2 separate regions of the Mus musculus genome follow, and region 2 is linked to region 1. The links are chromatin loops, found by intact Hi-C in ENCODE. Cell type or tissue: left cerebral cortex. All regions are shown on one strand. Each heading gives the region's core, and the rest is flanking DNA. Links, peaks and the distances in the headings are about the cores only. Region 1 overlaps Tspan12 (tetraspanin 12). Region 2 overlaps Cped1 (cadherin-like and PC-esterase domain containing 1).

Region 1 (8,339 bases), core at 223-8,222:
TATGCCCACGGCAGAGGTTCAAGTCTAGGGCAGTCTCCAAACCTGGCTTTGTGCCACTCTTGCTGAGATGGCGAAATTATCAGTGTCACACAGATTTCCTGATATTCCGTTGCTTCCTGACTTTGTTTGTTTGTTGCACAATTAGACTGAAAACAACCCCGTGAAAAGACGTGTAAAGCACCAGGGCATTTATAGAAGGCTGTGTTCAGGAACTGCCCCTGCTAGAGCTCCCAGAATCTTTATTTTTCTGGAACTTAGAATGCAAACTGTGGTAACCCAGGTTGAGAAATAGCGAACCCTTTTTCCTTCTTTCAGGGCTCCACCTCCATGGACCATAAACAAGTGCTACAAATGCTATATCCTGGCTTCACTTGAAATATTCTCTCTTACCTCACAATTCTAGTTTGCATAAAAAGAGTGGCGAATCCGTCCAAATATCCAGAAGGCATTCAAAGCCCTTTATTAGTCTGGCAGGACTGCCACACTGAAGTATCACACGTGCGGTCACTCAGGACAAGTGTCTGTTCACTCTTCTGGAGGCCGAATGTTCAAGAGTGTCAGTATTGATGCTCTTTGAAGCCTCTTCCTTTGGCATGTAAAAGCCTTCGTCCCATGTCCTCCCATTGTCTTGTCTTTATATGTGTCCATGTTTAATTTCCTCTTCCTATAAGGATATCATTCATACCTGATTAAGCCCATGCTGTTGACCTTATTTTAGATTACTTACCTTTCCAGTGGCTCTCTTGACATGAACAATCTCATAAGTACAGGGGTTAGAATTTTAACATAAAAATTTAGAATGGGAGAGACAACTCAGCCTAGGACAATTTTTCTCCTCTACAATAAACACACCTTTGGAACTCATTTGTTGTGGTCCTGCACGTGGGCTGTAACTGAATGGATCTTGCATAATTCTTAGTGACGCTCCCTAATACCTTATTTTAAACATAATTTTTCAATAAAAACATATATATCTAATGGTAGCGCTTGTGTAAGCTTTGGAATCATAGTTGCTGCCATTTTCTGACTGATCAGAAAGTCCCTTCACCTATTGAGGGGCTCAGTTTATTTATATGTAAAAATAATGATTCTATGAATTTATGAAATTCCTAGGCAAATGGATGGACCTGGAGGGCATCATCCTGAGTGAGGTAACCCAATCACAAAGGAACTCACACAATATGTACTCACTGATAAGTGGATATTAGCCCAGAAACTTAGGATACCCAAGATATAAGATACAATTTGCTAAACGCATGAAACTCAAGAAGAACGAAGACCAAAAAATAAATAAATAAATAAATAAAAATAATGATTCTATTGTGTTTTCTAGAGCTTAACATAGCATCAGCTTGGAGCAGAGCTACCTTGAAATGAACCTGTTGTCTTCTTGGCAGGTAGTGACAGAGCACAGACTTGAGCTGGTGTAATACTGAGTTCACTCACCTTCAGGAGGTTCAGAAAGCCTTCGTACAGATCCACAGCCCTCTGTGGATAGGCTCTGAAACAACTCCGTAGGAAAGAACGGATGTCAGCAGCTCTTTAACAATGTTGGCACTGAACACAGCATGTTCAAGTTATTTGGAAAAGCCACTGCTATGGAAGTCTTCATTTCCTGACAGAGCCAGATAAATGGGCTGCTCCATTGTGACTGGAAGTAGGGTGCTCTGAGAATGGCCCTGGCTTGCCGCTTAGAAAGGCTTGCCCCTCTAAGAAATGGGGAAAGACAGTTTTCTCTGGGTAAAAGACTTTTAAAATAGTGACCTCAAAATGCGATCATTTAAAATATTTAGGAAGTGGAGTCTTTAAAGATGCGCTTTATTTTCAGGACTCCCAATACTTTGTGTCAGAATCTCTGACGTTTATGCTAACCTTGTGGTGCTACGATGTTGCGTAGTTGTGACGTTTGTGATACACCCACGCTTTCTAAACACTACGGAAAATGTCTTATAAGTTTCTCAAAACTCTTAGTATTAAGAGCTTATCACTCAAGGTGCTTTTGTGATGCCGCTTTATATTTAAATCATAAGCTCTTTAAATCATAAGCGTTTCAGGCAAGTGAGTGGAAATGTCCCAAGTACACTGAGCATTTTCCTCGCTTGCTGTTGCATGAGGAATTCGGAATCCTTCCAAGTTGGTTTTGGTTAAGCTTTGAAATGGCGCTGGATTGTGATATTTTATGATTCCGTGTTAATCTTGAGCACGGATTGGTCTCCTGGGCGAAGTAATTTGCATAACCATCCCTCTTGGCAGGGTTCTTCTCCGTGACTGCCCATATTCCTTCCTTCCGACTGTCTAGAAGAGGATTTCTCTGTTATCCAAGGGCAAAGCTGTCCTGATCACAGTTGCTTTTTCTAAATCCAGGCTGCACATGCCTTCAAGCCCTGTTTGTAAGCCTTCATCAGCGTTTCTGACAATCTTTGGTGAAGCACAACTGAAAGTGTTCTTAACAAGGCTTAGCGCCAGACAAGCTCGCATTCTTAAGTTCAGCTACATTCAAGCTAGGCATGCCATTATTTTTCTGAGATTATAATGATATAATATGCTAGCTTATCAGGAACCTCACTCTCCTGGGTAATAATAAGTCAAACAAATATCTATTTACAGAATTTTTGCCTTGATTAAGGAAACCAAGATGGCTGGCTACCTTTGAGATGTGAGTTTCAGTCAACAAGTTTTTGGTTTTTTTATTTCCATGGAATTTGTGGAAACTTTCATCACAATAGTTGAATTTTTAGTTATACTAGTGAATAGATAATAAGCAAAATGGTTAGCTACTCTCTGCTGACTAGAAGTTAATGATAATGAAAGACTAGCTATTGAATTTGTAAGTGTGGTTGACAATTCTTTCATCGCTGTGATCATCTGCAAAACATCTTGAAGTTGGAGACTGTGACACCGACTTGCTTTTAGGAGGGGTGGGTGTCACAGGTCAGAACTGTTCCATTATGGAATGGTGAGTTTGCTGTTCCTGTATGATGTTTTCATCCCCAAGATAGAATGCACAGACATCTCCGGCTGATGAGGGACGTTTAACTCAGTCCAAACATTTAAGACATCAGCTCTCTCAATTCTATTAGGTTAAACAGAAGCTGTTCTGTGTCGTTTCTAAGTGTGACTGGTGATTCTGTTCTAGTTTAAGTGCTGTGGAGTGGTGTACTTCACTGACTGGTTGGAAATGACAGAAATGGACTGGCCTCCCGACTCCTGCTGTGTCAGGGAGTTCCCAGGGTGCTCCAAGCAGGCTCACCAGGAAGATCTCAGTGACCTTTACCAAGAGGTAAGACCATGCGTGGGCATCATATCCCGGACAAACGTCCCAAAACACTCTTCAACACTATGCTGATTAAATTTCCACTTTTTGTGTATATCATTAGACCTCATTTTTCTTTTATCTCTGATACATGATTTTTTAAAAAGTGAAAAATCACAGTAACCATATTTCAACAAACAGGATTGAGAAAGACCTAGTTCATTAATTGAATTTTATCTTTTTTTTTAATAATCACTCTCATTAATTAGATTTTACACTTTAACGCCTACAGCCGGATCCTATTGTGCTCTTCTAGAGCTCTTGAAAATAGGCACGTGCAGATCATGCAGCTAACGGGTTCTGTGCGGGAAGCCTGGGCAGACTGGTTTAGGGCCTTGATGTAAGAGAGACAAAACTCTCCTGAGAAAATTATGTGAGCCGCTCTCTGGTTCCCCCTGCTGGTAGTAACCGGTAATCTCAGTTTTAGTTTGCTGAAACATTTTACTGGGTTTAAAAATCAATCATTTGGTGCCCCCCAAATTCACTTATTGTGCATTCTTCCAGGACTCAGTTGCTCTTTCGTAGGAATTTTTATGTTCCTTTGTCCTTAGGTGTTTCACAGTGAGTAATGGGATACCATTCTCAAGTTAAAATGTAAAGTTTATCTGTAAGCTGGGCTACAGAGATGGCTCAGTGAAATGGTTAAAAACATTACTTACTGCTCTTACAGAGAACTGGGGTTTAGCTCCTAACGCTCACTTTGTGTCTAAAAACTATAACTCCACCTTTAACTCTAGTTCCAAGGGATATGGCACCTCCTCTGATCTCTATAGGCTCCTGCACACACATGTATACACCTAAAATGAGGCACACACAACACACACACACACACAAGTTAATTAAAGTTTTGCTGAAAGTTACAGTAGCCACTGGCTATGCGTGATTATTTTCATTAAATTAGATTGAGTACTTAAATTTTCATTTCTTAAGCCGGGCGGTGGTGCACACCCAGCGCTCAGGAGGCAGAGGCAGGCGGATTTCTGAGTTCAAGGCCAGCCTGGTCTACAAAGTGAGTACTTAAAATTTCATTTCTTAAGCCGGGCGGTGGTGCACACCCAGCGCTCAGGAGGCAGAGGCAGGTGGATTTCTGAGTTCAAGGCCAGCCTGGTCTACAAAGTGAGTTCCAGGACAGCCAGGGCTACACAGAGAAACCCTGTCTCGAAAAAAAAAAAAAAATCATTTCTTCAGTTTCACTAACTACATTTCTACCTGTGGACGTGCACTCATGGAACACTGCTGAACACTTTGGGCTAAATCTAAATATTTAGACTGCTTATAATAGAATAAGAATATGTTTCTATGATATGTTTGTAGTAATAACACATGCATGTGTGTGTGTGTGCATGTGCGAGAGTGTGAGTATGAACTGTGTATATACATCCAGGCACACATGCACTAAATGTGTGCATATAAAGGCAGAGGAAGCTTCTGGCATCTATCTGTCTCTCCTAACTCGAGCACTGGGAGTGCAGATGTGTGCTGCTATGCCCAGCATTTCTGTGGGTGCTGGGGATTTGAACTCAGGCTCTAATGTTTGTATAACAAATAAGTACCCGCTGAGCCATCTCTCCCACTGCACCTCAGGACTTTAAAAATAGATGCCTTTTATGTGCCTGAGGAGAATATACCCCCACCCCACCCACATACTTGCCCACTTTTTTTTTAAAGGCTGCCTTACGAAGTCAGTAGTAGAGATACACACTTTATTCTGCACACTATCTGATATGAATTAATCTGAATGTTGCAAGCTGAGTGGCTTCAACAACAGAAACAGGTTTGCAGTTTGACAGAGTAGAAATTCAAGATCTCTATGCTTACAAGGTCAGGTCAGCTCCTTCAAAGGCTGGGAGGAAGGGCTCATTGACTGCCTCTCCTCCCGTTTCTTGTAGAAATGTTTTCCTGGTCTGTTTTTCTCTTCGTATGGTATTTTCCATGTGTGTTTCTGTCTCCAAATGTCCCCAGACAGGTCACCTTGGAGCCCAGTGTTCTGCAGTTTGGGTTCATCGTCGCTTCATTACATCTTCAACAACCCAGTTGTTATAAAATCAGAGCCGTGAGGAAAATAGATTAAACATAAATTTTGTGAGGACACACACAGTGTAACCTATAACCAGAATTGTCGAAACAACTGAATAGCCCTGCTTGTTTATTTTAAAAGATAATAAAAATATGTACTGAAATTCCTCACATTACTGAAGACTCTGAATCCAATAGCTTGGCTTTTATTTCTTTGAACATGCTATGATGCACTTGGCTTCAGTAGCACAAAGGATGCATCAGATACAGTTAACTCAACACAACATGGTAGAGTCAGAGTTCCAGGTTCCTCAGTGACTATGCTCAGGTGAAAGGCCGGCATCTCTGTTGTCTAGTGGATATTGTAGAACATGAGGAAGTGCAAGCAAGCCATGAGTTTTATTTTTTTTTAGGTATTTATTTCATTTACATTTCCAATGCTATCCCAAAAGTCCCACACACCCTCCCCCACCGACTCCCCCACCCACCCACTCCCACTTCTTGGCTCTGGCCAAGTTCCCCTGTACTGAGGCATATAAAGTTTGTACAACCAATGGGCCTCTCTTTCCACTGATGGCCGACTAGGCCATCTTCTGATACATATGCAGCTAGAGACACGAGCTCCCGGGGGGTACTGGTTAGTTCATATTGTTGCTCCACCTATAGGGTAGCAGATTCCCCCCAGCTCCTTGGGTACTTGCTCTAGCTCCTCCATTGGGGGCCCTGTGATCCATCCAATAGCTGACTGTGAGCATCCACTTCCCCACAATCAGCTTCCAAACTCTGACACCATTGCATACACTAGCAAGATTTTGCTGAAAGGACCCTGATATAGGAGTCTCTTGTGAGACTATGCCGGGGCCAAGCCAGGATTTTTTATGCTACAAAACACAGGACTCAATACTTCTGCAAGTGTTAAATGGAAACTACTCTGGAGATTTTTATAACATTATAACTTACTCTTATTCATTAAAAGAATAGGTGATTACAGAATGTGTGTGTGTGTGTGTGTGTGTGTGTGTTGAATGTTCCTAGTATAAATTTTGCTCATTGGCTAGTTTTGAGAAACAGCAAGTCAACATTGAAAGTTAGCACTTCTACCACTGTGGGTGAGTTTCTGCCTTGGTGCTAATGATGTGTTAGAAGAATGGCTGAGATCCTAGTACCACCGCACACCTCTTCAGAATATGAATGCAGACCATCTCTCTTCATTTTTACTTTATTTAGCTGAAAATTATTCATTTTTATATTTTATATAATTTTCTTCTGGTAACACTCAATTCACTTTTCCCGGAGTGGCTTAGACTGTGCTTTCTAATGCTCTGTAATGGGATTCTTTCTGCCGATGGTTTCTTTCTAGACTGCCTAATGGAAAAAGATCGGAGGAAGCCACATTGTTGTACATGTGCTAAATGATAACCCAGATTAATTTAAACACTTTCAATAGTCAGCCGATGTGGACAACTGTAAATTGATTTCAGACACAGACCTCTGGTTAGGTTGGTTGTATCAGAGCAATCTGCTTTGGAATTTTACAAGGAGCAACTGATGCTGATATTAGTACAGTTGATGATGATAACAGTACAGTTATATGCATAATTGACTTTCAAAAGGGGATCATTTAGTAGCTTTATGGCTCAAGTACGATTAGGTCCATAATTAAAAAATAAGCATTCTGAGATCATCCGCCTGCAAAATGAGTGTTTAAATGGCAAAATGAGTGACTAAGAACTGGAGGCTTTGACAGGATTCTTCTGAAGTTGTGGAAATGCAAGGAAAACATATTCGATGTCTTCGAATATCTCAAAATTTCTAATTCAGATCAGGAACGAAGCCCACGCAGCACTGCACCAAGGGCCAGAAGTTACAGGAAGGGAATTTTGCATCAAAGGAAGGAAGACCTTGTTCATCAAAATCTGTCCAATCATGAGACAGGCTATCTTGTAAGCCAGTGTCTCATTGCTAAAAATATTAAAAGTCAAGGTCGGGTAGCCATGTCAACAGGTGCTGTGGAACAGGCTTTTAAATTAAGAGTGACTCTGTAACAGACGGACTTCAAGGCCTCTTTATCTTCCATATTCTCTAAGCTCTGAGATAAGGACCCGATTTCTTCCTACACTCTTTCTTCAGAAGTCTGAAATCAGGGAAATAAATCATTTGCAACCATCTGGTGGCCTGCCCGGTTCCCCTGACCCAATAATATTTTATGACACGTTTTGAAACCTTTGAAAAATGATAGAACAGAAATATAGCAACAACTGCACATTGTAGAAATATCCTCACCAGAGGTGCATTGAGGGTTGGCATGGAAACCCTTGAACGTCCACAATCATCAGCGTGTACCCTTGAATAAAAGAATAGGCTTATTATAATTTCATGTGTGACTATCTCTGCCTCTCACTTTGCTTTTGTGTATTTTGTAACTGTCCTGGGTTCCACACCCAGTGTAGAACGTTGTGACAAAATCCTTTCTGGTAGCTTAAAGGACAGTAGTATAGACATTTAGCAACAACAAGAAAAAGACAATTACAGAAAAAAACAACAACAACAAAAAACAAACCACAGGGCAGTAAGCTCTTGCAAGTCTTTACTCAGTAATAGGGTGAGGCTCTCTAGCTGAGGGTGCTTCCTGAGATGGGATGAGGCTGTCTTGAAAGGTAGAATTTTAACAGAATTGGAGATAAGGACTCAGCTGTGCAAAGACTGCAAAGAGTATTTTTGGCTTAGGGAATTGCAAGTACCAAAGTTCAGGTGGCCGGGGCCAGTGCTCCCTGGATTCCTGGTACCCCGTTCTTGGGAAGTGTCTGCATCACTGTGTTTTTAGATGCAGGGTGTCAGACTCAGGCTCAGCCAGGCTTCAGACTTAGAAATGGGGTTGGTGAGATTCAGTGCGCTGCACCTCTTCTTTCTCTAGTTACAAGGGTGCAATGTTTAGGCTTGACCTGGAGGAGACAGACAGACAGACAGACAGACAGACAGACAGAGACAGAGACAGACAGAGACATAGGAA
Region 2 (8,339 bases), core at 222-8,221, 280 kb before region 1:
CTTTTCTTTCCTAAATGACTTTACAAAATTCTCAGTATACTTTAGTCCTGAGAGTCTGAGTTGGCTGTAAGGCATGTATTCCCCACTAGAATTTTCTTAAGTTGATTTGTGTTGACACACTAGAGGTTTCTCTCTTTCCAGTTTTGCTTTTAGGTGTGAGCCATGTCTTGTATGGTTAAGGAGTTTCACCCACCGACAGCTTAAAAGTGTTTCAGTGGCTCACGCATAGCAAAATGCTCTATTAAAATCTGTCCAATGGGTAACAGTTTCTTTCATTAAGGTCTTCATTGGCACCTTGGCACTCTCTTCTTTTGCCCTTGGCCACTTTAGGTTTACGAATACATTGTATTATTGGGAAATTTAAAATATCATTTTGTGGATTGGACCTTGTATTTTTATAGCCAGCTGTGATTATAGTTGAAAGTTCTTTCTCTTGGGTGACACAGCACTATTCTAAAACTGGCTGTAGACTGACCAACGCTGAGTGGAGGAGAAGGCTAAAGAAACTGAAGCATTTGCAAAACACGAAACAGAAGACGAAGAACAGATTCAGTTCACTTAAACACATCATCTTTCTTAGTAATTCTATTTAGAGTCAGAGTAAACATTCCTGTGACAGAAATATTTGGATTACTGGGTCATGAATAGTGATGGCTTCATACTTGAAAAATAAGTACAGCCCTGCATCTCAACTCCATTCTAGAGAAATTTGTTTGTTGAGTCCAATTGTGACACTTAAAGTTCAGTGATGTTAAGCACATCGAATTCCAACATCAAAAGGGGGATAGGGAAGAAGGGAGGGAGGGAAGAAAGGAGAGAGAGGGGAAGGGGGAGGGGGGAGAGGGGAGAGGGGAGAGAGAGAGAGAGAGAGAGAGAGAGAGAGAGAGAGAGAGATCCTATTTCCCAACTTTCTCTCCCCTTTTTACAGTCTACAGTCAGTGAGAGATGCTGTGGAATGAGTCTGCTCCAATAGTACTGCAATGTGTGTGACTTGACTTGAAGAACTGTGAGTGAGGTCTACCAGCAAGGAATCACCCTTAAATTAAAATGAGGTGGATAGCAAGAGAAGTGCCATGTAGCAGGATGACATAAAATTAAGGGCAGCTTTCAGTTCAGTGTTTTGTATTTGATAGACTACTTTTCTATAGACCAGTGTTTTTTCAATCTTTCTACTTCAGTGACACTTTAATACAGTTCTTCATGTTGTAGAGACCCTAATCATAAAATTATATTTTTGTTGCTACTTCATAACTGTAATTTTCCTATTATGAATCATAATGAAAATATTTTTGGAGATACAAGTTTGCTAAAGGGGTTGCTACACGTTGAAAACCACAGATCTAGGGTATACATATGTTTATATGGAGGGCTTTGTCCATATGTGTCTATATGGGTGTCTTCTCTCATTTTCTGACTTGTTTTTAGAGACAAGGGTTCTTACCGAACTTTGATCTCACCAATCGGCTAGACTAGCTATCTGGTATAGCTTTAACTGTCTACTTAACACAACCTAGAATTACCTAGGAAGAGAGTCTTAAATGAAGAATTAACAAAATCAGGTTGGGTTAAGGTCACGATTTTAGGGGTCCTGTCTTGATTGCTTAATTGATATAGGAAAACCCAGCCCACTGTGAGCAGTGCCATTCTCTAGACAGGTAGTCCTGAATAGTATGAGAGAAGAGAAAGCTAGCCTAGAGCAAGGAAGGAAGGAAGGAAGGAAGGAAGGAAGGAAGGAAGGAAGGAAGGAAGGAAGGAAGGAAGCAAAGACCCATGGGTTTGACCTTTCTTCTCTTGACTGTGAATGTGATCTTTAAATTCCTGACTTGACGTCCCCACAATATGAATTGCAACAGTGAATTGTGAGCCAAATAAACCTCTTTCCATATGTTATTTTTAATCACAGTAATAAAAATAAAACTAGACCACTGTGGTGGTTTCAATAAGAATGGTCCCATTGGCTCATATGTTTGAATGTTTAGTCACCAGGTTGTGGGACTACTTGAGATTAGAAGGATTAAGAGGTGTGGCCCTGTCAGAAGAAGTACGCCACTTGGGATGAGCTATGAGGTTTCAAAAGCTCACTCTACGCTATCTGCCTGTAAAAGAGGATGTAGCTCTCAGCTTTTTCTAAGGCCATCAGTACTGCCATACTCCCACCATGCCCCCATCATGATAATGGGTTGACCCTCTGGATCTGCAAGCAAGCTGCCAATTAAATGCTTTCTTTTATAAGAATTGTATTGTTCATGATGTTTCTTCACAGAATTGGAACACTGACCAAGACAAGCTCTTTGCAATATAGTGAAAAAAAATATTTAATGCCCATAAACTTCTCATTGTACACGTATAACATGCAGTATTCAAAGCAATTTAAAGATATGAACCCAGTCCTTCCAGGCCCGGAAGGTGGTGCTATTATACCAGAGAGGCCCAGACCTGAAGCTGCTGTTTGCACTCATAGGAGACTCACCCTTGACCTCTCATCCTTAACTCCAAATATGTGACTACAGCATAAAGCTTCCCACGGTAGGCCTTCCTTTTGCTTGGCAGAGATATCGATAGCTTGAGCAGTTGAGTCTAGTATAGTCACATGAGAAAAGGGGTAATAAGATAAGGTATAAGGGGATCCCTAGAAGATCTCATATAAGCAAGTAGTGAGGCCTGGAGAGTTTTCTCGCTCAAGGCTAGCAATTCTGGTCTGCTGTTGAGTTTCCTAACAAAACCAAACCATCTTCTGCCTGTTGTAAGTGCACATTGCAGTGCTTAATCATAATGCCCATGAGCACTCTATCAGGAGGATTGTGTTATCTGATGACATAATAAAAGCAGAATGAGTAACTAAATGTAATCTCCTCTTAGATCCAGCCATAATAGTTTCTTCCAAATAAATTCTTCCTTAGTTTGGATAATATAATCAGCCTAAAAAATCCAGAATAGTGGTGTAGCAGGAGATATGGATCTGAACATGAGTGCATCTACCCCATAAATAATTATGTGAGGTTAAAGAGGGGCTAGATACAGTCAGTGTCTAATATATAAGTAAGGATTTAATGCTATGTCTTATTAATTTTTTAGGGTAGCTTATCTATAAAACTACCCTGGCATATGAACCCTTACAAAGTCCTGCCAATTTATATTTAAAACAAGCCTCATAGGCAAGCCCGCCTGCATGCCACCACACTCCTGGCCGTGATGATCATTGACTAACTTTCTGACATTGTCAACCAGCCCTAAATTAAATGCTTTATTATACAAGTGTCCCTGGCTGTGGTGTCTCCTCACATCAATAGAACCGTAACTAAGAAACCTTATATGCAACGCATACAGATTTATAATAAAGCTTGCCATACAAAGCATTTTATAACGACCACATGAAGAAGGAAAAATCAATAAAATCATTTCCACTTTATAAGTCTAAAAGAAGGCCAAATGGAACTATTTTACCTAGATTTCCTTACAGCTGAGTGAACACCGAATGAGACCTCTCCTTCTGGTTCCTAGGACTCCTGTCTCCCTGCAGGTTTGAATTGCTGTCAGGGCTTGCATTCTCACAAAAGTGGTTGAGTGAGACACATCAGGCAAGAAGATCCCCTCACTTAATATGGGTGAATTCCTTGCTTTGTCATTCTGGGACAAGGTGACCCTTTGGAATGCTATACTGTGGGCTCCAGGCTCCTTTTCTTTAGTAAAAATGACAAAAAAAAAAAAAAAAAAAAAAAAGAGGAAAAGAGAACATCCTCCATCTGACCACTAGATGGTGCTAGAAGTAGTTTTTAAAAATAGTCTCAAAAATTATATATGCGATGAATCACAGGGTTTGAAAGATGTTTGCTGTATAATAGAGTCTATGCATCTCTCACAAACAGGAGCACGTCTACCCCATCATCAAAGGGGAGAACTCCTTTCAAAGCTACTCTCTTATTCAGTTAATTACATTTCTGACAGGACAGGTGTCCTTTCTAATCACAACTCTAGCTCAGAAGGCAAGATTCTGATTCTGCGTAGGAATCTGCATGCATGTTTCATTTTCCATATGCTTTGCTGCGACTTTCGCTTTCAGTTGCTATCACGATTAGTTTTCAATGTGACATGTTGGAAGAGACCAAATGCCTGCGCCAAGGCATTAGTCTTAATAAATGTGTCTTATTATGCATACACCCTACAATGCGATGTTCTAGAGATGAGCCACAACAGACATGATCTCAGGAGCAAATCTCTGCGACATACAGCCGAGGGAGGAGGCCACGCACACGTCAGTGAATGCCTCACATTAATGGACTCTTATTTTCTAATGCTGGAGATTTGTTCAAGTCAAGTCAGTGTCCTGGTCTCTATGGCTATGAAAATGAGTGAACCCTCGAGTGTCTCGAAATTACTACTGTTTTCTTCCATAACCGTTCCAATACTGTTGAGAGCAAATATCTTTCTTTACTACCAGAAGAAGGCTAGGGGAATGCTTGATTTGAAATTCAACATCCATTGTATATCTCCCCAAACCACTGACCTCTCCCACCCCTGTGTGTTTGTGTGTGTATATGTATGTGTGTGTATGTGTACGTGCACATGTGTATATGTGTGTGTGTGTGTATCTGTATGTATTGTATGTGTTTGTGTGTGCATGCGTGTGTCTGTCTCTATGTGTGTGTATGTGTGCATGTGTGTGTACAAGCATTTGTGCACATGCATGTGTGCACATATGTGCGCATGCACATGTGTGTGTGTGCCTGTGTATATATGTGTGCGTATCTGTGTGTATGTGTGTGTGCATGTGTACATCTGTGTGTGTTTGTGTGTATATATATATGTGTGTGTGCACATGTGTGTGTGTGTATATATGTGTATGTATGTGTCTATGTATCTGTGTATATGTGTATATACATGTGCCTGTCTGTGTGTGTGCAGGTGTGTGTGCAGGTGTGTGCCATGCATCTTCCTCTATCATTTTTGAGATAGGATCACTAACTGGGCCTGGAGCTTCTCACTGGGTTTTGCCTGGTTGGCCAGAAAGCTCTGTGGATCCTACTTTTGCCCATCCTAGTCTTAGGATCACAAGCGTGTACAGCTGTGCCTGACTTTTCACATAAGTGCAAGGGGTAGGTTTTTACTGCTGTGATAAAACACCATGACCGAAAGTAACTTGGGAAGGGAAAGGTTTGTTTCAGCTTACAATTCTCAGGTCGCACTCCATCAGTTAGGAGAATCAGGGCAGGAACTCAGGGCAGGAACCTGGAGCTAGGAGATGAGGCAGGACTTCCAGGGGCCCTGCATGCAGGCTAAGAGATGCAGGAGCGGGAGAAGGAGAATCACCATGCTTCAGAAGGAGAAAAGCCACCAGTCACGTGAGATCTAGGGTAGAGTGGCCATTGGCCACTTCACCGACTGGGCCTGGGGTAGCAGGTCGGAGTTTAGAAACAGAACTAAGCTGAGGGAAGGTTTAGGGCATTGAGCTGGGACTAAAGGTAACTGAGCAACTGAAGCTAAGGGCAGATTTAGGGAGCTGAGCTAGGAGCAAAAAGAAGGGTATGACAGCCAAAGGAGGTTTAGAAGAGCCTGGCCATTGAGCTAAAGCAATATAAAAATAAGCTGGTGTGTGTGTGTGTGTGTGTGTGTCCGTCCACAGATCCAGAGGAACCCGCCAGAGGCTTAAAGTGCTGTAGCAAAGACTACATACAACAGTAGAGGTTCAGAAAGAGATCAAGGTGGAGATCTTGCGATTTTGTTCCTAAAGGCAGATGCACTTTGGATTTACTAGGTAACAACCAAGTTCTTTGTGCTCCTGTTATTCCTTTGCGTGACAGAGTAGCTGACAACGCTGCACTAAATTACAAAATAAAAGAAAAAATAGACAAAGGTCTGAATATTAGTCAAAACTACTACATTTCTTCCTTTGAAACTCTCAGGTTTTGCTTCTTTTTTTTTTCTTCGGTGTTCAGATCTAAATAAAAATATCCACCAAAGTCCGCTGCAATCCAGACAGGGGCTCTTCCTCGCTGGTCTAGGTTTAGTCGCTGTGTCTCACACATCCTCACTCTCCTTTGTATGGTACATGCATAAAAGAAACACAACAGTTAGCGAGATTCATTTCCTCTGGCTTGAAGGCAGAATCACTGAAATGAAGAAACTGCCTGGGGAACTAACCAATGAGAAGAACAGAAGAAACCTGGGAGAGATACAGAGAGAGGCTTCTCACCATTGATTTCCTGCTCCATCCTTGGGCTGTCAGCACTGAGATGCTCCTCCAAAGAAACACTGAGAACACATCTGAAGAGGACAAACTGCAAGCCTGCCTGAGAGAAGTGCTCCAACCTGCCTACATAAAGACCAACCAACAACCCGAGAAAGGGCTCAATTGTCTGCTGCTGCTGCTGTTGTAGTGTTTTTTAGTTTGTTTTTGTTTTTGTTTTGTTGTCTTTGTTTTTCGGAGCATTGAGGTAGAAAGACCTTTGGCTACATGGGAAAGCTCCCACAAGCAGTTTCTGCTGCTGGAGATTTGTTTATAGCTTTCTAGCATACATGTGGATAGGAATCTAATACTTCTTATTTTAAAAAAAATGGCTACAACTTGAAGGAATGAGATGGCTTCCCTACTTCTCTGGCTCTTGGTTTCTGACCTGTAGCATTAGATCAATAGTTACATCACAGTGAGGAAGTAGGTAAGCCAGTCTGCATTGGCAAACCCCTCTGATGATTGGCAGGGCTCTCCAGCCATTACTCCAACACTCTCCACTAACGACCTTTCCATTTTCAATAATCTTTAACATTCAAAACGGTGGTGATGATTACGTTGTATCACTTTCCTCTCCCGTGGCTGCTGCAAAAGGTCTCACAAATGCAACTTAAGATGGACAGGTTTCATGGAAGGAGTTACAGAGAAAAAGTTTGGAGCCGAGACGAAAGGATGGACCATCTAAAGACTGCCATATCCGGGGATCCATCCCATAATCAGCTTCCAAACGCTGACACCATTGCATACACTAGCAAGATTTTGCTGAAAGGACCCTGATATAGCTGTCTCTTGTGAGACTATGCCGGGGCCTAGCAAACACAGAAGTGGATGCTCACAGTCAGCTATTGGATGGATCACAGGGTCCCCAATGGAGGAGCTAGAGAAATTACCCAAGGAGCTGAAGGGATCTGCAATCCTATAGGTGGAACAACAATATGAACTAACCAATCACACCCCCCCCCCCCCCAGAGCTGGTGTCTCTAGCTGCATATGAATCAGAAGATGGCCTAGTTGGCCATCAGTGGAAAGAGAGGCCCATTGGTTGTGCTAACTTTATATGCCTCAGTACAGGGGAATGCCAGGGCCAAGAAGTGGGAGTGGGTGGGTAGGGAAGTGGGTGGGGGAGCATGTGGGGGACTTTTGGGATAGCATTGGAAATGTAAATGAAATAAATACCCAATTAAAAAAAAAGATTTATTTATTTATTTTATATAAGCACACTGTAGCTGTCTTCAGACACACCAGAAGAGGGCATCAGATCTCATTATGGATGGTTGTCAGCCACCATGTGGTTGCTGGGATTTGAATTCAAGACCTCTGGAAGAGCAGTCAGTGCTCTTAACCACTGAACCATCTTTCTAGCCTACAAAGTGTTTTCTTTTGAAAATAATTTAATAAGAAGTAGTTTGCTCAATGTCCCATCACTTGCAAATGGCAGAGAGAGGTTTTTTTGTTTTGTTGTGTTGTTTTGTTTTTTAATGCAGATATACAGTTTCCCCAACACCTTTTGTTGAAATAGTTCTTTTCCTTTACAATAAAAGTCTGAGCTTTTGTTGCAAGTCTTCTGATCATCTTTATGGGAGTTTATGTGTTCTGTGATCGAGCTGATGATCTGTGTCTCTTTAGGAATTATGGTTTTATAGTTATCAGAAATCAGGAATCTGAGACCTCTGTGTTTTGTATGGCTTTTTTTCTTCTTCCCAATTTCCAGATTGTATTGGCTATTTAAGGCTCTTTGAGATTCTATACACATTTAGGCTAGATTTTCCTGTTTCTGCACAAAAGGCCACTATGGTGCTGATGATAGGATCAGCAGATCACCTTAATATTACAGACTTTTAAAAAATAAGCATTAAGCCTTTTACACAATAAACATGGGATGGACGGGTTTACTTTGGCTTTCCGTTTAAGGGTACAGCCTATGGGGTAGCAGCAGGTGTGTAAGGTCACAGCTCCCATGGCACCCACAGTAAGGAAATAGAAAGAGATAAATGCTCGTGTCCAGCTGCCTTTCTTCTTGCCATTCAGGATGGAGGCCCAGCTGGGAGACAGTGACACCACATTCAGAGTGGATCTTCCTTACTTAATAAACATCCTCACAGAACTCCAGTCA

Evidence for each region. Peaks named below come from ENCODE experiments on the same cell type or tissue, not always from the same donor. Only the 100,000 strongest peaks of a DNase experiment are listed, where the experiment ranks them.
Region 2: a loop joins it to region 1, with 6 times the contacts of the local background. A loop is called at or near these places in 37 of 42 quality-filtered maps.

Annotation. Positions count from the first base shown.
Region 1 is chr6:21,790,519-21,798,857 of GRCm38, reverse strand. Tspan12 (tetraspanin 12) reads left to right here. Exons shown (of 9, transcript NM_173007.4): 8 at 3,137-3,280. Among named protein-coding and RNA genes, the nearest start is that of Gm30270, 58 kb to the left of the region's middle. In left cerebral cortex, for the core only: a CTCF peak has its summit at 3,711 (motif pointing left); DNase peaks (open chromatin) are centred at 2,237 and 3,700.
Region 2 is chr6:22,067,035-22,075,373 of GRCm38, reverse strand. All of the region lies in intron 4 of Cped1 (cadherin-like and PC-esterase domain containing 1), which reads right to left. Among named protein-coding and RNA genes, the nearest start is that of Cped1, 85 kb to the right of the region's middle. In left cerebral cortex, for the core only: a CTCF peak has its summit at 3,755 (motif pointing right); a DNase peak (open chromatin) is centred at 4,016; H3K4me3 peaks cover 621 bases; H3K27ac peaks cover 544 bases.